2 separate regions of the Mus musculus genome follow, and region 1 is linked to region 2. Evidence: chromatin loops called from intact Hi-C (ENCODE). Cell type or tissue: heart. All regions are shown on one strand. Each heading gives the region's core, and the rest is flanking DNA. Links, peaks and the distances in the headings are about the cores only. Region 1 overlaps Gm41262 (a long non-coding RNA gene). Region 2 holds the start of Wdr70 (WD repeat domain 70).

Region 1 (8,336 bases), core at 133-8,132, 640 kb after region 2:
TCCCCAAACCCCACCTACCAACTCCAGGTTCCTCGGAGGCAATCACATTTCTGACTTGTTTACTGGATGAAATAACAGCTGTATGATGGGGCTGGGGTGGGAGTGGAGACCACAAGGCCTGGAAAGGTTAAAAGACTTGTCTAAGGTTACACTACGTGAATGAGAGCAAACTTCGAGCTCAAGTTATTTAAAACTTTTCCACTTTTGCACGCCTTTAATCCCAATCCCAGCACTCGGGAGGCAGAGGCAGGCAAAAAAAAAAAAAAAAAAAAAAAACAAACAAAAAAAAACCAAAACCAAAAAAAACCCCAAAAAACAACTTTTCCAACCTCTCCCCTCTTCGCAGGACAGCTATTTGTCTCATTGAGAACAGTAACTAATAAGTGATTAAAGTGCAGGAAAATGTAAGAATAGAGGCCTTGCTTCTTCCCAGTCCACCTGCATCCTCCCTATTTGTGTGTGTAGGGGTTAGTGAGGGGAGAATAAAGCCTACTCTCTCAGCATTCCCCCCCCCCCCCCGTAGTCCACGCTGGGGACTGACCCCAGAGCCTTTCATACACCAGGCAAGTGCTTCGCCTCTGAGGAATGTCCCCGGCTACTTTGTGTTTTGAGACAGGGTTTCACTAAGTTACCAGGCCAGTTGAGAACTCTGTAGCGTGAACCTATAATCCTCCTGCCTCAGCATGCTGAGTAGCTGAAGTTACAGGCACTAGGTCCAGGATATTTGCCTAAATTTAGGTGAATGGTGCGAAGAAGCCTAGGAAAGCTTACCCACCACACTAAAATGAGAAACGCCCCTAATGGTAGCAGGAGGGGTCCTGAGCCATTCTTCAGGGTAGCTGGGGAGTCATAATTCATGACTTCCTGGGTATTTGGCGTGTCTCTGGGGGATGATTATAGCTGTCACCTCAAAAACTGCTTGTACAATATGGAGCACAGGTGCACAGCCACAGGTCCCACGAGGCATCCTGTGTCCTTCCGGTCCTCACAAGCCACCAGCTCTTTACTGTCTTCTCTGCTGACTTGCAATCTTCTGAGATGAACTTTTCAAGCTGGTTTCCAGGGGGAACAGCACTTTGTAGGACCCAGAGAGGCAGACAGCTGGCCCTGAGTCCTGGTCTGAATGCTCGCTCCTCCTGCTCCCTGTGTGTGGGTGACATAGACTCCCCAGTCCCAGGCACTGAAAATCTGCTATGTGAATGTTGGCTCCGTGGGCCGACAGTGAGGGAAGCTGATGGCCAGGGACCGGTGTCTTGCATTCCCCTGGATGTGATGACTCCCCTCTGGCCTCTGGCCTGACCTCTAGGTCCTGGGTGCTGGCCCAGTTTTATGGCCCTGGGCTTCTTTTTATCTCTTCGGGAAGTCAACGTTTTGGTTGGGAAGTTTTTCAATTTCCTCCTGGCCTAGACTAAACTGCTCAGATTTCCAAGGACGCAAAAGTCCCTTCTCCTCCCATCTCCTCTGGGCACTGAAACCGCAGGAGGAGCCCCACTCAGCCTGCAGACTGCAGACAGGCCTCGGGACCTGCTCCACAAAATCAGCAGAAGAGGCAGGACCTCCAGATACAAGTGGGCTGCTCGTCCTGGGGTCATACCACTGATTCTTCATACGAAAGGGCCTCTCTGTAGTGTAGTGTGTGTGGGGACAGGTGCAGAGATTCTTGACCATGGATGGCCACTGACCGTCTCCCCTGGGTGGGCCCTACACAGCAATCAATAGTTGTCCTGGGCCCCAGCCTCTCAGGATAAGGCTCAGGAACTATTGCTTTCACCTTGTAGCCCAAGTAATTCTGTGTACCCTGGAGTTTCTTTCCACAGGCATAGGCGCTAAGCAATTGGCTGAGTAGGAGGAAGAGAATCTTTGTCCTCTGGTCTGCAAGTGCTGCTAGAACTCTACAGCCTCATCCTTAAGGAAAGAATCTCAACCTAGGCCACCAATGTCACACACACTGCAGGGCCCATACCACTAATATTGTCCCCTACTGCCCTGTTTCTTAACCAAGTTTCTTATCCAATGGCAAGTGCATCTTGACTTCTCTTCCTTCCTTCCTTCCTTCCTTCCTTCCTTCCTTCCTTCCTTCCTTCCTTCCTTCCTTCCTTTTCCTCCACATTCCCTCTCAACTCTCATACTCACCCTCCTAAGCCGTTTTCCCTCTTAGCCTGGTCCCGTCATGATGTCATTTGCAAGTCAGGAAGAGCAGTAAAGTCAAGCCATCTCTTTTATACCTTCCGTGTTGATGACCCCTTTATCCTGAAAGGCTTCGCCCACTTTCTATCCCAGCATAGCTTCACCCACCACTGAAGTACAGCCAGCGGCTCGGGAGGACGAGCGGCAGCTGTTGCTCTGTTTCGGGCAGGAAGTGAAGAAGAACCTGATATTCAATTAATACAGCAGGGGGAGTCCAAAGGGACAGCGGGGTCTAATGGAGGCCGACGGCTTGGGAGGGCAGCCGCCTCGGTTCCATTCCCGTCGCCGCCCCGACACCAGCCAGTGGGGGTGACCTTGGGTCTGTCACTAAAAGTGTCTGGGCCTTCGTTTCATCTGAAAAATGGCAGTGATGATACCTGTGTCCTCGCTGGAATAGTGACGAGGATTAGGGAGATTAGAAAAACACACGGGGCTCTTTGATCCCTTCAAAGTGGGCAGTGGAGGATGGGTAGAAGCAGAAAGCCATCCTTGGCTGGTGAAACTGGCTGCCAGTTGCAGGGTATGATGGGAAGTGTAACAAAGTTGTCAGCCCTGAGATTCCTATCCTGCAGCCTGTGAGTCTCTCTGAAGCCCCCCTGTCCCATACAGCCTGCGGAGAGCCAGGTCCAAGTACCAGGCATGACATACACAATCAGTAGCAGACTCCAGCCTTGCCACGGCCTATGCTGAACTCCTAAGCGGAGAACACATCGCCTAGTTACTGAGCCTTGAGGCCAGGAAAATTTGACAGGAAGGGAGTATAGGTGCAAAGATGGAGAGAACTCAAGGTCAAGATGATTATGGTTGGAGCAGGACAGATAGGGCATGACGGAGAAGCGAACTGGAGCAGCGAGGCCTCCATTACAGATCACGGGATGAAGCATGACATGTCGGTGCTTGTTTCTGAACTGGAGTGAGAGAGCCTCCCAGGCAATGGTGGGCCCTGAGACCCCCAAGAGCAGCATCCTTTCACTGACCTTGGTGTCTGTGAAAGCAGTCATCTTTACCCACACATCCATCATCTTGGGGACAAACGTGGTACTACTCATGGCCCACGGCTAGTCAAGTCGGGCTATCGTTTTTAGTGTTGGATTTCGTGCCAGGCTAGGGAGGGGAGGTGGAAAGAACAACACAGTCCTGGGGCTTGAGGTCGAGTCTCAGCCTCTTCACTTTGATTTGGGGACCTTGAACAGTTAAAGCTCTGGGAAGGCCTGTTTCACCATCTGGAACCTGAGATGGTGCGTCCCTGTCCTTGTACCTGCCAGAGTATCAAGTGAGGGGTTGAGAGAAGTGGCAAGGGGCACTGAGTGTGGGAAAGGGCCGCACAGGGGTGAGGCAGTACAGGCCGAGTTATGCTGCAGTAACAACACAGCCCTGATACTCACTCTTAATTCAGTGTTTCTTCCCTATTCTCCCTGTCTAGTACAGGCCAGACTGGGTGGGGAGGGTGGGCATCGCTGAGCTATTTGTAACCACAGAGGAGCACAGAAATGTGGGCAGCCATCAGCTAACGGGTCAGAGGAGGAAAAACAACGTGCAGTGTGCGTTCAGTTGTATCTCACCAGCCAGCCAGAGTTATTTGGAGGTCAGGTAGGCAAGGATGTGCCATGCTACAATGGAAGGTTAGATAAGATGTGGTTCCTGACCATACACAACTTACTGGCGCTTACTTCAGACTCCTAGCCAGGGGTCTCTGCAGCATCGCTCAAAGAAAGATTTCTCTCCTGCTGTGGACCCCACCCACTCCACCTGCTGGGTACCACTCTCTACTACTGCATTCTCGGTTTTGCTCAGAAGCCAGAACATTAACTGCTGCCTCAGCCACTGCCATGCTGGCTATGTGGTAACCAAGATTTCCTGTTCTTTCTCTGTCTTTCACCCAGAGGAGAGGCGCCCAGGATGCCCTCCCCAACTGCAGCTAATTGCATCCTGCTTGAACACAGTTAAGAAGACTAGCCTTCTGCTCACTTGGAGGTCTTCTTGTGCAAGACCCCTGCTGACCCCTCAGTGGTCCAAGCTCAGGTCTCTGACTACTTCAGGGAAGAAATGAACTAACTCAAGACAGCTTCTGCTTCTTCCTCCCTCCCTCCTCAGAGACACTTCCCTGTCCTCCTTCCTCCTGACCACAGCCACCCCCATCTAAGTAGTTTCTGGCCACCTGGCCTGAGACCCATCCAAGCCTTGACTTCTTCCTTCTTGAGTCATGACACTTCCTTCTTGGATACTTTATCTGGGACTCTGAAACATAAACAAAGACTGATGTAATACTGTAGCCACAAGAACACATACCATACATCACTGTATACTGGGCTCTGTTCTGGATGTACAATGAATACTAATTTGTTACACGTTCGCAGTAAGCCCACATATAAAGTGGATGTTATAACTGTCTCCATTTGAGGTTAACTATAAGTGCAGCCAGTCCACAGCTAGAACATAGAAGAATTGAGCTTCCATCTAAGTCACGTGACAGCAGAGCGCAACCTGAGTTATTCCCACTGTGTGGTGACTTATCCAATGTTTGGGAGAAACTGTTAGAGATGCAAGCAAGAGTTTGTTCTCTGAAGCTTATTTCATGGATGGCAGGAAGAGCCTTCCCAGTGTATTAGGAGGCCGTGGCTGCCCTCTGCTGGTTATTCATGAGCATTGCCACTCGGGCACATTGAGCTGAAAGACAATTCAGAGAAACTGACCAGATATCTTACATGCAATTGGCATATTAACTATTTCCTGCCCCACCCCCACCTCCACCCCCAGTTTGGTGCAGTTTACATTTGGTTGCTTCCACCTCACCGCCTGCGGGTGAGATGGGGGGAACAAAAAGCAGACAGCCAGCTCTTCACCTCCAAGAGCAAGCAAAAGCAAACCACAGTTATGCAACTATCAAATAGCAAGTCTATGTGTTTACTGTCACGGGAATTACTGCACAGTGCTCCATGCCCAAGAAATGTCATCCCAAACAGATGCAAAAGCACATTTTGGTCACTTATAGCTAAATTAGTCTAAAATGCTTTCTAAATTAATCTGGGTATGTTCTTCTCCTGATGGACATTGTGTGCAAGGGGGATACTTACAATTCAGCTGTTTTGAATTAGCTATAAATACTATGCCATTTTTCTTCTTTTTCTTTGATGTAGAAAGATGGAGGTAGCTGTCTCTGATTTTAGTTATCACAGAGCTTGTCCTAAGAAATGGGCCTGGAGGAGCCTGGAGTGCTTAGAGTCGTTAGCACTGGAGACAAGTTGGATATTGCTCAGTACCTCTTCCTGTGGAGAAGGACAGGAAGAAAAAAGGACCATACTCCAGATCAAACTCTAGAGGTTGTTCCCACGGGCTTCTCCGGCCAAAGCCTCGGGTGACCCGAGGAGATTTGGGTCCTTGAGTTTGGTGGGCTTTCAACTCCCTGGCAGAGCCACTTGTAGACCCTAGCTTGTCTAGAGCCCTCTTCTGAAGGAGAGGAAGTTGTGTGCCTACAGGACATAAATCACACTGCCGGCACATCATTTACTAACAGAGCATGTGTGTAATGTTTCACACCCTGCCAGCACGTTCTACTTATACAAATGTGGAAAGTATAAGAACTGTTGATGTGAGGACTTAGAAATGCAGACCCACTTCCAGGACTGCCTGACGATCTACCGCTGAGTGTCCAGCTGTCTGACACATCTACGTGTTTCTTGTCACGGAAATCGCTCTGTGACGCTAGAGACACAAGAAATATCATCTCAAACAGATGCAGAAGCACATTTGGGGTCATTTATAACTGAGGGTGAACTGCTTTCTCAATTAATCCAGGCATTCTCACATCCAGCACTAGAGTAACTTTCTCTTCCATGTTTCCTGGTTCTAATGTGTGACTGAAAGCTGTGGTCTTAGCCCCTGGTGAGGACCAAACCAGGAAACACAAGCAAAAGATAAAAGAGCAGAGAGTTCATTGCTTGCACAGGGAAGGCCCCAGGGCTGATTCACGAAGTTAGTGTCTCTGTAAAGGAAAGAGTTGTTTCTTTAAGTTGGTGGAATATGTATTAAATGATATTGACAGTCCACATTGTGTAGCTGTATAATTCATATAGAAAGACCCATCATCACATAGAGGCGGCACACTACTGAGCATGCTCAGTTCATGTTCCTGTAGCACGGGTTTAAAACTTGGCGAGAGAAACTCCTCTTGGCAGATGATTTAGTGTTCCCGTGAATGAAGAGTAGTCTGGGTCATCTAAAAGCTAACAGACAGACACTGAAAACATGTCTGGTTCCTTGTGAGTTTCTCTGGAAGGGCTTTATCTGAAATAAAAGTAACAAAAGAGGCAACACTGACAAAGTATCAACAGCTATTTAAAAGGGGGAGAAGCCCTAAAATCCGTGACAGACTCTAAACAAACTTGCCTATCTGCTACCCAATTTGATGCCTCAATATGGTGCTCTCCCTAATCCACCTCTGCCCTGCTCTGGGATTCAAATTGTATTCTGTATGACCCGATGTGGCTAATTCTAGCTGGTTATCTCTCAGTACCCCAGACAGCATGTGACCATTTGTGTATTTTCAGCTCAAAACCTCTGAGGTACCTCAGATCTAGTCAGTCACCAGCAGGTCTCGGTTCCATCCTCTTCCTTCCTCTACTGTCTTCACCCTGACATCACAGTGCCGTGGACCAGTACCAATGAGGCACAAGTTCAAATCCCAGTACCAGGGAGACACAAGTTCAAATCCCAGCTCCATTATGCATTACATGAGTGAATGTGGGTATTTTACTTATATCTTCAAATCTTATCTGTGTCGTGGAAACAATTAATATGTATTTCTTTTTTTTAATATTTTTATTACCTATTTTCCTCAATTACATTTCCAATGCTATCTCAAAAGTCCCCCATACCCTCCCCGCCACTTCCCTACCCACCCATTCTCATTTTTTTGGCCCTGGCGTTCCCCTGTACTGGGGCATATACAGTTTGCGTGTCCAATGGGCCTCTCTTTCCAGTGATGGCTGACCAGGCCATCTTTTGATACATATGCAGCTAGAGTCAAGAGCTCCGGGGTACTGGTTAGTTCATAATGTTGTTCCACCTATAGGGTTGCAGATCCCTTCAGCTCCTTGGCTACTTTCTCTAGCTCCTCCATTGGGGGCGCTGTGATCCATCCAATAGCTGACTGTGAGCATCCACTTCTGTGTTTGCTAGGCCCCGGCATAGTCTCACAAGAGACAGCTACATCTGGGTCCTTTCGATAAAATCTTGCTAGTGTATGCAATGGTGTCAGCGTTTGGATGCTGATTATGGGGTGGATCCCTGGATATGGCAGTCTCTAGATGGTCCATCTTTTCGTCTCAGCTCCAAACTTTGTCTCTGTAACTCCTTCCATGGGTGTTTTGTTCCCAATTCTAAGGAGGGGCATAGTGTCCACACTTCAGTCTTCATTCTTCTTGAGTTTCATGTGTTTAGCAAATTGTATCTTATATCTTGGGTATCCTAGGTTTTGGGCTAATATCCACTTATCAGTGAGTACATATTGTGTGAGTTCCTTTGTGATTGGGTTACCTCACTCAGGATGATGCCCTCCAGGTCCATCCATTTGCCTAGGAATTTCATAAATTCATTCTTTTTAATAGCTGAGTAGTACTCCATTGTGTAAATGTACCACATTTTCTGTATCCATTTCTCTGTTGAGGGGCATCTGGGTTCTTTCCAGCTTCTGGCTATTATAAACAAGGCTGCTATGAACATAGTGGAGCATGTGTTCTTCTTACCGGTTGGGACATCTTCTGGATATAGGCCCAGGAGAGATATTGCAGGATCCTCCTGTAGTATTATGTCCAATTTTCTGAGGAACCGCCAGACTGATTTCCAGAGTGGTTGTACAAGCCTGCAATCCCACCAACAATGGAGAAGTGTTCCTCTTTCTCCATATCCTCGCCAGCATCTGCTGTCACCTGAATTTTTGATCTTAGCCATTCTGACTGGTGTGAGGTGGAATCTCAGGGTTGTTTTGATTTGCATTTCCCTGATGATTAAGGATGTTGAACATTTTTTCAGGTGCTTCTCTGCCATTCGGTATTCCTCAGGTGAGAATTCTTTGTTCAGTTCTGAGCCCCATTTTTTAATGGGGTTATTTGATTTTCTGAAGTCCACCTTCTTGAGTTCTTTATTAGATA
Region 2 (8,336 bases), core at 316-8,315:
CGCTTTCACTTTTGGGCTTGGGGCTTGCTCTCTTGCTCCTAAAGATGTAAACAATAGAGCTCTCGCTCTGGCGCTCTGAAGCTCTGGCACTCTGGCTCTTAAAGATGTAAGCAATGGGGGGCTTTGGGGGCTTGCTCTCTTGCTCCTAAAGATGTAAACAATAGAGCTCTCGCTCTGGCGCTCTGGCGCTCTGGCTCCTAAAGATGTAAGCAATGGGGGGCTTGGGGTTTGCACTCTGGCTCCTGAAGATGTAAGCAATAAAGTTTTGCCGCAGAAGATTCTGGTTTGTTGTGTTCTTCCTGGCCGGTCGTGAGAACGCGTGTAAGACATAGTGGCCATGAAAAGCTTAGGCCCAGGCAAGGTAGTACACGCCTTTTATCCCAGGAGACTGAGGCAAGCAGATCTTGGCCAGCCTGGGACTAAGCAAGTTACAAATCTAGGCGTGGTGGTACACACTTTTAATCTGGGCCACACTTTCTGCTAGAGACCTACATAAGGACATTGGATGAGGGAAGACTCAGTCTTCTTAGGCTGCTTGCACTGACTTGCTAGCACATCTGTTGGAATATACTTCTTGAGGATTCCAGCTGCACCACGATTCAGAAGACCAGTTGAAACAACTAGCCTCGTGTGACTGAGCAACTCCTAGATTCTTGGATGTTCCATTCACAGCTGCCCATCGCTGGATTAGTTAGCGCACAGACTAAGTCATTACAATAAATTCCCTTAATACAGAGAGACATTCCAAAAGTTCTGTGATTTAACCTCTAAGGACTTTCCACCAGTCAATTGTTTTCTTTGCTATGGCTCCTTGCTCCTTTTTGTCCAGTAGAGACTTAAATGGCTTACTGTCTGGCCCTCCCCAATTGATGAATCATTCAGAAAAACTAATATTCTAATGTGCCCTATTTTAGTACGCCATTGCTTTTGCTTCAACAGTCAATATAATCAATATAGTGAAGAAATCCCCAACTGGTATCTTAGATTATTTGCCAAAGAGTCTTGATCATATGGGCACTCTTAAACAGTCTGCAGATTGCACTGGGAATCATTGATTGAGTGGCTTCCTGTTTTGATTAATGAATAAATTCATTTTCTTCAAGAGAAATAAAAATCTTCCATTACACTTTACAGTTATGTTTATGAAGTTGTTTCACGCATACTCAACAGAAATAGTTTAATGTGGAAGCTGCATTGTTGTCATCATTGATTGATAGCAGAGTGTCTTTTTAAAATGATGTTTATGGTGATAAATACCAATTCTAATGGGGTGATGGAATAGCTATTTTTTTTTCATTTTCTCTAGTGCTTTTCAGTTTAAAGTTTAATATATCATGAATCTCAAAATTTCTTCTCCTTGACAATTGAGGAGCTGAAACTATTACTTATGAGCTTAAAGGTTATGGATACATAATATCATTCATAAAGTTCTACTCCAGTATCTAATGGCTGCTTATTTATGCTCAGAAAAGAAATATTAGCACCAATAATAACATATTTGAGAGTAGGCAAAATAAATTAGCCTTACTGGTTGAAGTTCAGGGTAATTTGTCACTAGTAATCTCTTGAGGCAAACCCAAACTTCCTTGCTACAAATTATATACATCTTGTGCATAGGAAAAGTAACTTGCCTTCACAACCATTTCTTCTTATTAATTCATTTAATAACCACTCAAGAGTGCCTGCCCAGCCATTATATTATGAAGACAGACTAGGGTATCACATGGTAGGTGGGCCTTATTTAGTTGGAGGCCTACAAAGTTCTACAGATGCTTTCAAAAGCAGGAGAGATTTAATTTGATAGTTGGAGATGAGCTGGTTGGATCAATGACTTGGTGAAGAGTTAAAGCATTCAGGACTATGTGTTCTGAGGCCGCTCCCTGCACTAAATGGGAATGTTGAAAATGACAAGATTGGAATAGAAAGGTTTTGGAAGTCAGGCTAACCTTTTATTAAATTTGTATTTTTTTGTGGTGGAGATCCAATACAGACCCTTAGCCTTGTCTATGCTAAGCAACCACAGATCTACAGCTTCTTTGTACTAATAAATTTTTCTTTTACTCTAAGGACAATGGAAGCATTAGATAATCATTATCAATGAACCATAGACAGAGACAGGAGTCTAATATTGGGGCTCAGGAGTAATTTTATCAAAGAATTTTCATTCTTGAGTGGACTACAAGGCTCAGTAGGAAATTGTCTTTTCTGCTAAGCTTGTGACTTGAGGTCCACCCCCAGAACCACATAGTAGAAGAATAGGTCTGCAGGTTGCACAGTAAGGCATGTTTATACCACGTCCACAATCATTGAGTGCATGTGAAAATGAAGTATTTTCACTTGGCTTGGTAGCACACATCTTTAAAAGCTTGGGAGGCAGAGGAATCTAGATGGGTCTCTGAGTTCTGGGCCAGGCATGGATTACAAAATGAGAGACTCTGACAAAAGAAAAATTCAACCAAGTATTTGTTTTAGACTTTAAAAGTATATTAAATGATGTGTCATTAAGAATAGGAACAGAGTTGTAAAGAAACTAAAATAAATTGGAAACACAGTAGTTATGTAACATGTAACATTTGGAACCCTTAGTAAACAAGGCTAGCCTAGAGAGTGGAGACTGAGGGCAAGCGCTTTAAACATTCCTAACAACTCTTCAGTTTTCTGGCATCTTTATAACTAGATAGTGGTTTCTTCAAGCATACTGAGAAGATGGGCAGCAGTGGAAGTTTCATCATGTACGTCAAGTACATTACGAATATAGATAAAAGTAGCATGCAAATAACAAGATTCTGTTGATTTCCTTAGAAACGTGCCAGGACTTTGCTTGAGAACGCATCTGAAACCACCGAAAGGTTTTAGGGAACTCCCAAACTAGACCTCCTCGTGGCTTGTCAGCGCATTCCCTCCGCACCGCTAGGGGGCGAGAGTCCGAAAGCCTGCCTACCCACGCAGCCGGGCCGCTCTTGGCGACGCGGTCTCGGTGACGACACTTCCGTCGGGCTTGCCGGGAGTCGCGCGCTGCTGCATCCACGGAGGCGGTGGGCTCGGGCAGTCATGGAGCACTCGGGAACCAGCGAAGGTGGGTGTGGGTTAGGCGGGCCAGCCGGGGTGGAGGGCCGTGCTGGGCACTGGAGCGCCGGGCTGACGGCCGGTCTGTCCTTTGTTTCTTGCTCCAGTGACAGGCGCAGACACGGCGGGACCCGACCCTCAGCTGGCGGTCACCATGGGCTTCACAGGATTCGGTGAGTGACTGCCCGGGGCAGAGCCCAGCCCGACTTCGCCCGGGGCTTGCGAGTAAAGGGTAGGAGAGCTGCCACTTTTGACCGGCGCCTTCCGCCGTGCCAAATCCGAATCGGTCCCATTTAAACTGTTGAGACCAGTTCAGGTGACAGTTGGAAACCTTGACGGAAAGGGATTACTATGGTGACCCAGTCTGAGAAAGACATTTAGTGGCGACCATTAAATAACATTTTGGTGGATATAGCGTTTCTTCCTCTTCAGTCTTAATGTATACCCTGGTCTTGTCACATTATTAGGTGATTTAAAAGAAAAAACAGTCTCAAAAGACATAATCATCTGTTAATAGTATCAGTGCTAGAAAAATCAAATGGAAATTGACCTGTAATTTGTTTTGGGAACAAATGTCTCTCTGATGTACCTAGTTCTCATTCATTCATTGTTTCATTTATTCATCTACTTAGCTTCTTCTAGGTAATTAGTCGATAAAAGGGTAGTTACAGTATTTACTTTTTTTCTTTCTTTTCTCCCTTCTTTTCTTCTTTTTCCTTCCCTCTTCCACCTCCTCTTTTCCTCTTCTTCCTATTCATTCTCCTCTTTTGTTTGTTTGTTTGTTTTTTGTTTTTTTCTAGACAGGTTTTGTGTGTGTGTGTGTGTGTGTGTGTGTGTTTGTGTAACAGTCCTGGCTGTCCTGGATATCACCCTGTAGACCAGGCTGGCATCGAACCCGTAAAGATCTGCTTGCTTCGGTCTCCCGGTTGCCTGGATTAAAGGCTTGAGCTACCACCACCCGGTGGATTTATTTTTTTAAAAGATAAATGTATATATAGTTATATTTCTGAGCGGTTGTTTTGCCTCTATGTCTGTGCACCATTTGCCTGCAGTACCTATGGGGGCCAGAAGAGGTCACTGGGTCCCATGGAACTAGAGTTACAGATGGTTGTGAGCCACCTTGTGGGCCCTGGGAACTAAACATGTCCTTTGCAAGAGCAACAAGTGTTCTTAACTTGTGAATCATCTCTCCAACTCCTGTTTTTGACTTCAGAAAATTAGGAGAATCACGAAGAAAAGGAAGTCAAATCTGTTTTTTTTTTTTTTTAGATCTCCTGGTGCATATTAAAATTTAATATCATATTTATGAGTAAACATTGCTTTTTAAGACAGTATTTTGCGATTTTCATGTATTATATTCTTCCAAAACATGATTTTTTTTTTGAGACAGGGTTTCTCTGTATAGCCCTGGCCGTCTTGGAACTCACTTTGTAGACTAGGCTGGCCTCGAACTCAGAAATCCTCCTGTCTCTGCCTCCCAAGTGCTGGGATTAAAGGCATGCGCCACCATGCCCGGCCTCCAAAACATGATTTAATTTTTGGTAGTAGGAGGACTCAACAGGGCTTCCTGCATGCTAACTACCTGTCCCATTACTAAGCTGCACTGTTAGAACTTGATTTATTTTAGTGTCCAGAGATCTTGTATCACTTAAATTTTATTTTTTGTTTGTTGAGAGAGTTATTAAAAACTTTAATAACTTGATACAAGAATCTAATTGAGTGGCTGAGGCAGGTTTCAAGTTTGAAGCTAGCCTGGACTATGTAGTTAGACTGTCTTTACTTATTTTTTGTTATTTATTTTTATTTCTTAGTTAAAACAGGACCTGACACAGCTCAGGCTTGCCTTAGACTTTGTATGTAAGCTGAGGATGACCGTGTGCTTCTGACCCTTTTTCCTCTTAGCTCCTTGGTTCTGGGATTTTACCGTGTAGTATGCACCTGGTTAGATACTGTCTTTTTGTTGCTATTTAGAAAAAAACTAAAAAATTGGAAAACAAACAAAAACCCATGGATACCTTATTCAAGAGTAGGAGGGATGGATAGTCTGTGATTATGTTAGTAGGTGGAATTTTTTTCTTTTTTTTAGCTCTCATGTATATTTATCATAGCTCATTAATAGACCAATTAAAAGATAACCTTATTTGTTTGTTTGTTTTGTTTTGCTTGAGACAGGGTTTCTCTGTGTAGCCCTGGCTGTCCTGGAAGTGCTCTGTAGACCAGGCTGGCCTGGAACTCAAGTGCTCTGGGATCAAAGTGTGCCACCACACCACCACCTGGCTTTCATACTGTGTGTTTAAGATATTTTGTAATATTTTGTTTCTTCTTTGATAGTTTCATTCATATCTACAGTGTATCTTGATCATCTGGCCACTCCTCTTGGAACTCTTCCCTCTTGCTCTCTTCAGACTCCTCTTATACTCTGCATTCAGGTAGTGCTGCCTGCATTTATGTGGGCTCTCTACCTCTGACCATATCCCTGGAGAGAAATGTTTCCCCTCCTCCAGCTTCCCTAGTTGTGAATAGGTCCTCAATTGGGGGGTGGAGCCTTATGAGCCCCTTCCCTGTCCATGTTGCAGTTATCAACTGCCTCTTTCTCTGTGGGTCTTGTGAAGGTAGTTGTAGCTCATGTGAGTCCAGAGAGCATGTCCATGTCACAGCTAGAGGACAGATGTCCTGTCCCTTCTCCCCTGGCCCTGATTTTCTTCCTACACCCTCTTCTATGTATTCTGTAAACACCACAGGGGTTGGTCCAGATGCCTCTTAGGACAGAGCATCCAGCAGCCCCTTATCAAAGTGCTTTGACAGTCATGAATCTCTGTATTAGCATTTCTCTGACTGAAGTTGAAAGCAGTGCTAATCTATGGGTATAAACATAAATATTTAGAAGCAGGTTGCCACTATTGACACTATGAGCTCCTCAGTCAGAGACTTTTGACTAGGCTCATAGTACTAAGTATTTCCTTCTATGGGTCGGCTTTAAGTCCAGTCAGAAGAGTTGGTTACTCTCATAGCCTTCCTGCTTCTGTTTCCCCAGTGGGCATGTCTTGTCTGGCAGGTCAGCTCTGTAGCATGCAGAGTCCACTGCTGGGTAGTCTGCTCATGACTTTAATCCCCGACTGGCCTACCTGTCATTTATGGCACTATGAGAAGTGAGCCAGCCGGGAGGCGTTCCAGGTCAGTTCCAGCTTGCTGTCTGTCTGTGCCACGGCCACAGTCAGTCTTCTCTTCAGCAGTAGGTTTTACCATCTGGTTATGTGGTCGGCAACTAAGAGCAATGACAATAGCTTGTGTTGTTTTGGGAGTCTCTGGGGCCTCCTGGCACTGAGGTTTCTCTGTAATGGTGTCCTCCTGGAGAAGCACTGTCCACCTATGCAGAATACTTCTGTTTAAACTCTTTTAAAAGTTATATTTAAAAAATTAGTTTACTGTGGCTGGAGAGATGGCTCAGTGATTAGAATCACTGGCTCTTTTTACAGGATTTGAGTTTAATTCCCACCGGGAGGTTTACAACCAACTGTAACTCCAGTTCCAAAATCCAACATTTCCTGGTATCTGTGGACACCAGGCACACACATGGTGCATTAGACACATGTAAGCAAAACACACTCAAAACTGAATGAATCTCAACAAAAGGTTTTCTCGAGGCTTTTTTCAGACGTCCTTAGTTTAAATTAACCTACTTGAAACTACCTCTTCTCCCCAGTTCCCTTCCTCCCATTCCCACGTAAGCTTTTAACTCAGTGTGCCCACAACTTTGTTCTGTCTCTTCCTTCCCTTAAGGCCCCTTTCCCTCCTAAGCAGGGGAAGTTTCAAGATTTTGAACATAGTTGGGGGATCAGGGCCAGCTCTACAGCTCCACCTGTCGTATTTGGTGTTTGGTTCTTTGAGAACTTTATGCTCTATTTAGGATAGTGAAGTAGACATAGTCACCAGTGTGTGTATTTAAGTGCTTCTGTAAGAAGTCACTATAGAGTTAGCATTTTAAGACAACATCAAGGCTATGGGCTCAGTCCGCTGTAAGCCTAGTAAGCATAAGTAAGGCTCTGGGTTCCACTCACAGCTCCAAAAAATACAACAGCCCCTACATTTATTTTCTGGGAGTTCTGTACGTTATCAGCTCATGTAAGTTGTGTTGATTTTCCTATTCTAGATAGTCAGGGCTGAACCCAGGTGTAAACATATATGCTCTAATCTGGTAGCTCTGTCATGTTTAGAGTGAGAGCGCTGGTTCTATGAACAACACAGTTCTTGGCAGTAGACTGTAGCATCTCTTTGGTTTCTGGCTATTTCTTCACTTCTTCAAATGCCTTTAATTCTTTTGTAGTCTCGTGACCTTTAAGTCAGCTACAGCACTTTTAGTCCTAGCCGGGCTCTCTGCTAACTGTGCTGCATCTCTGAGCCAGGCAGTCTGTTTAAAGTCCTTATTCTGCTTCTATCTGAGGAGTTGCTTTGTCATGTGTTAGGGTATTTTCTCAGATTCTAAGAGTCTTTCCCCAACAGAGCAATGCTGTTTCAAGATGTAGACATCTAGGTAAGTTAGAGGAGGAGGAGACATCTGGCTGGCTAACATTAAGTAGGTTCACAGTCCAATTTTTTTTTTTTTTTTTTTAGGTTTTTCGAGACAGGGTTTCTCGGTGTAGCCCTGGCTGTCCTGGAACTCACTTTGTAGACCAGGCCACCATGCCTGGCTAATCTTACTTCTAAGAATCTGAAATTTGTATGTTTTGAACATTATATTAGTGCTCAGAAGTTTTGGATTTTGGCTCTGTTTTGGTGGATACCTGTAATAATCTCAGATCTTGGGAGACTGAGGCAGCAGGATTATGAGTTCAAGGCTAATTTGTGGTCGGAAGCAAGAGTAAAAAAACTCTAGAAAAACCACCAACAAAAAAATGTTTTATGCCGGGCGGTGGTGGCGCACGCCTTTAATCCCAGCACTCGGGAGGCAGAGGCAGGCAGATTTCTGAGTTCGAGGCCAGCCTGGTCTACAGAGAGAGTTCCAGGACAGCCAGGGCTACACTGAGAAACCCTGTCTCAAAAAACCAAAAACAAACAAACAAACAAAAAAATCCACAAAACAAAAAACAAAAAAGTTTTATATTTTCTGTTTTGAATTAGGGAGGCTAAGCTGTGTATAAATATTCCAAAATAAAACAACAGCACCACCTCTTGATACTTGAAACACTTCTGGTCCAAGCATTGTAGGTAATAGTGAATTTGTATATTTACTGTTTATCACTGTCTTGGAAACATGCGGTCAGGTAGACACA

The links. A loop is a pair of places that touch in the nucleus more often than their neighbours do. Peaks named below come from ENCODE experiments on the same cell type or tissue, not always from the same donor. Only the 100,000 strongest peaks of a DNase experiment are listed, where the experiment ranks them.
Region 1: a loop joins it to region 2, with 6 times the contacts of the local background. A loop is called at or near these places in 9 of 42 quality-filtered maps.

What each region holds. Positions count from the first base shown.
Region 1 is chr15:7,456,774-7,465,109 of GRCm38, reverse strand. All of the region lies in intron 2 of Gm41262 (a long non-coding RNA gene), which reads left to right. Among named protein-coding and RNA genes, the nearest start is that of Gm41262, 7.3 kb to the left of the region's middle. In heart, for the core only: a CTCF peak has its summit at 4,824 (motif pointing left); no DNase peak of the experiment used is centred there; H3K27me3 peaks cover 2,883 bases.
Region 2 is chr15:8,093,859-8,102,194 of GRCm38, reverse strand. It overlaps Wdr70 (WD repeat domain 70), which reads left to right and starts at 2,986. Exons shown (of 18, transcript NM_001081402.1): 1 at 2,986-3,076; 2 at 3,174-3,239. The coding sequence starts at 3,052. In heart, for the core only: a CTCF peak has its summit at 4,136 (motif pointing right); a DNase peak (open chromatin) is centred at 2,974; H3K4me3 peaks cover 1,630 bases; H3K27ac peaks cover 1,053 bases.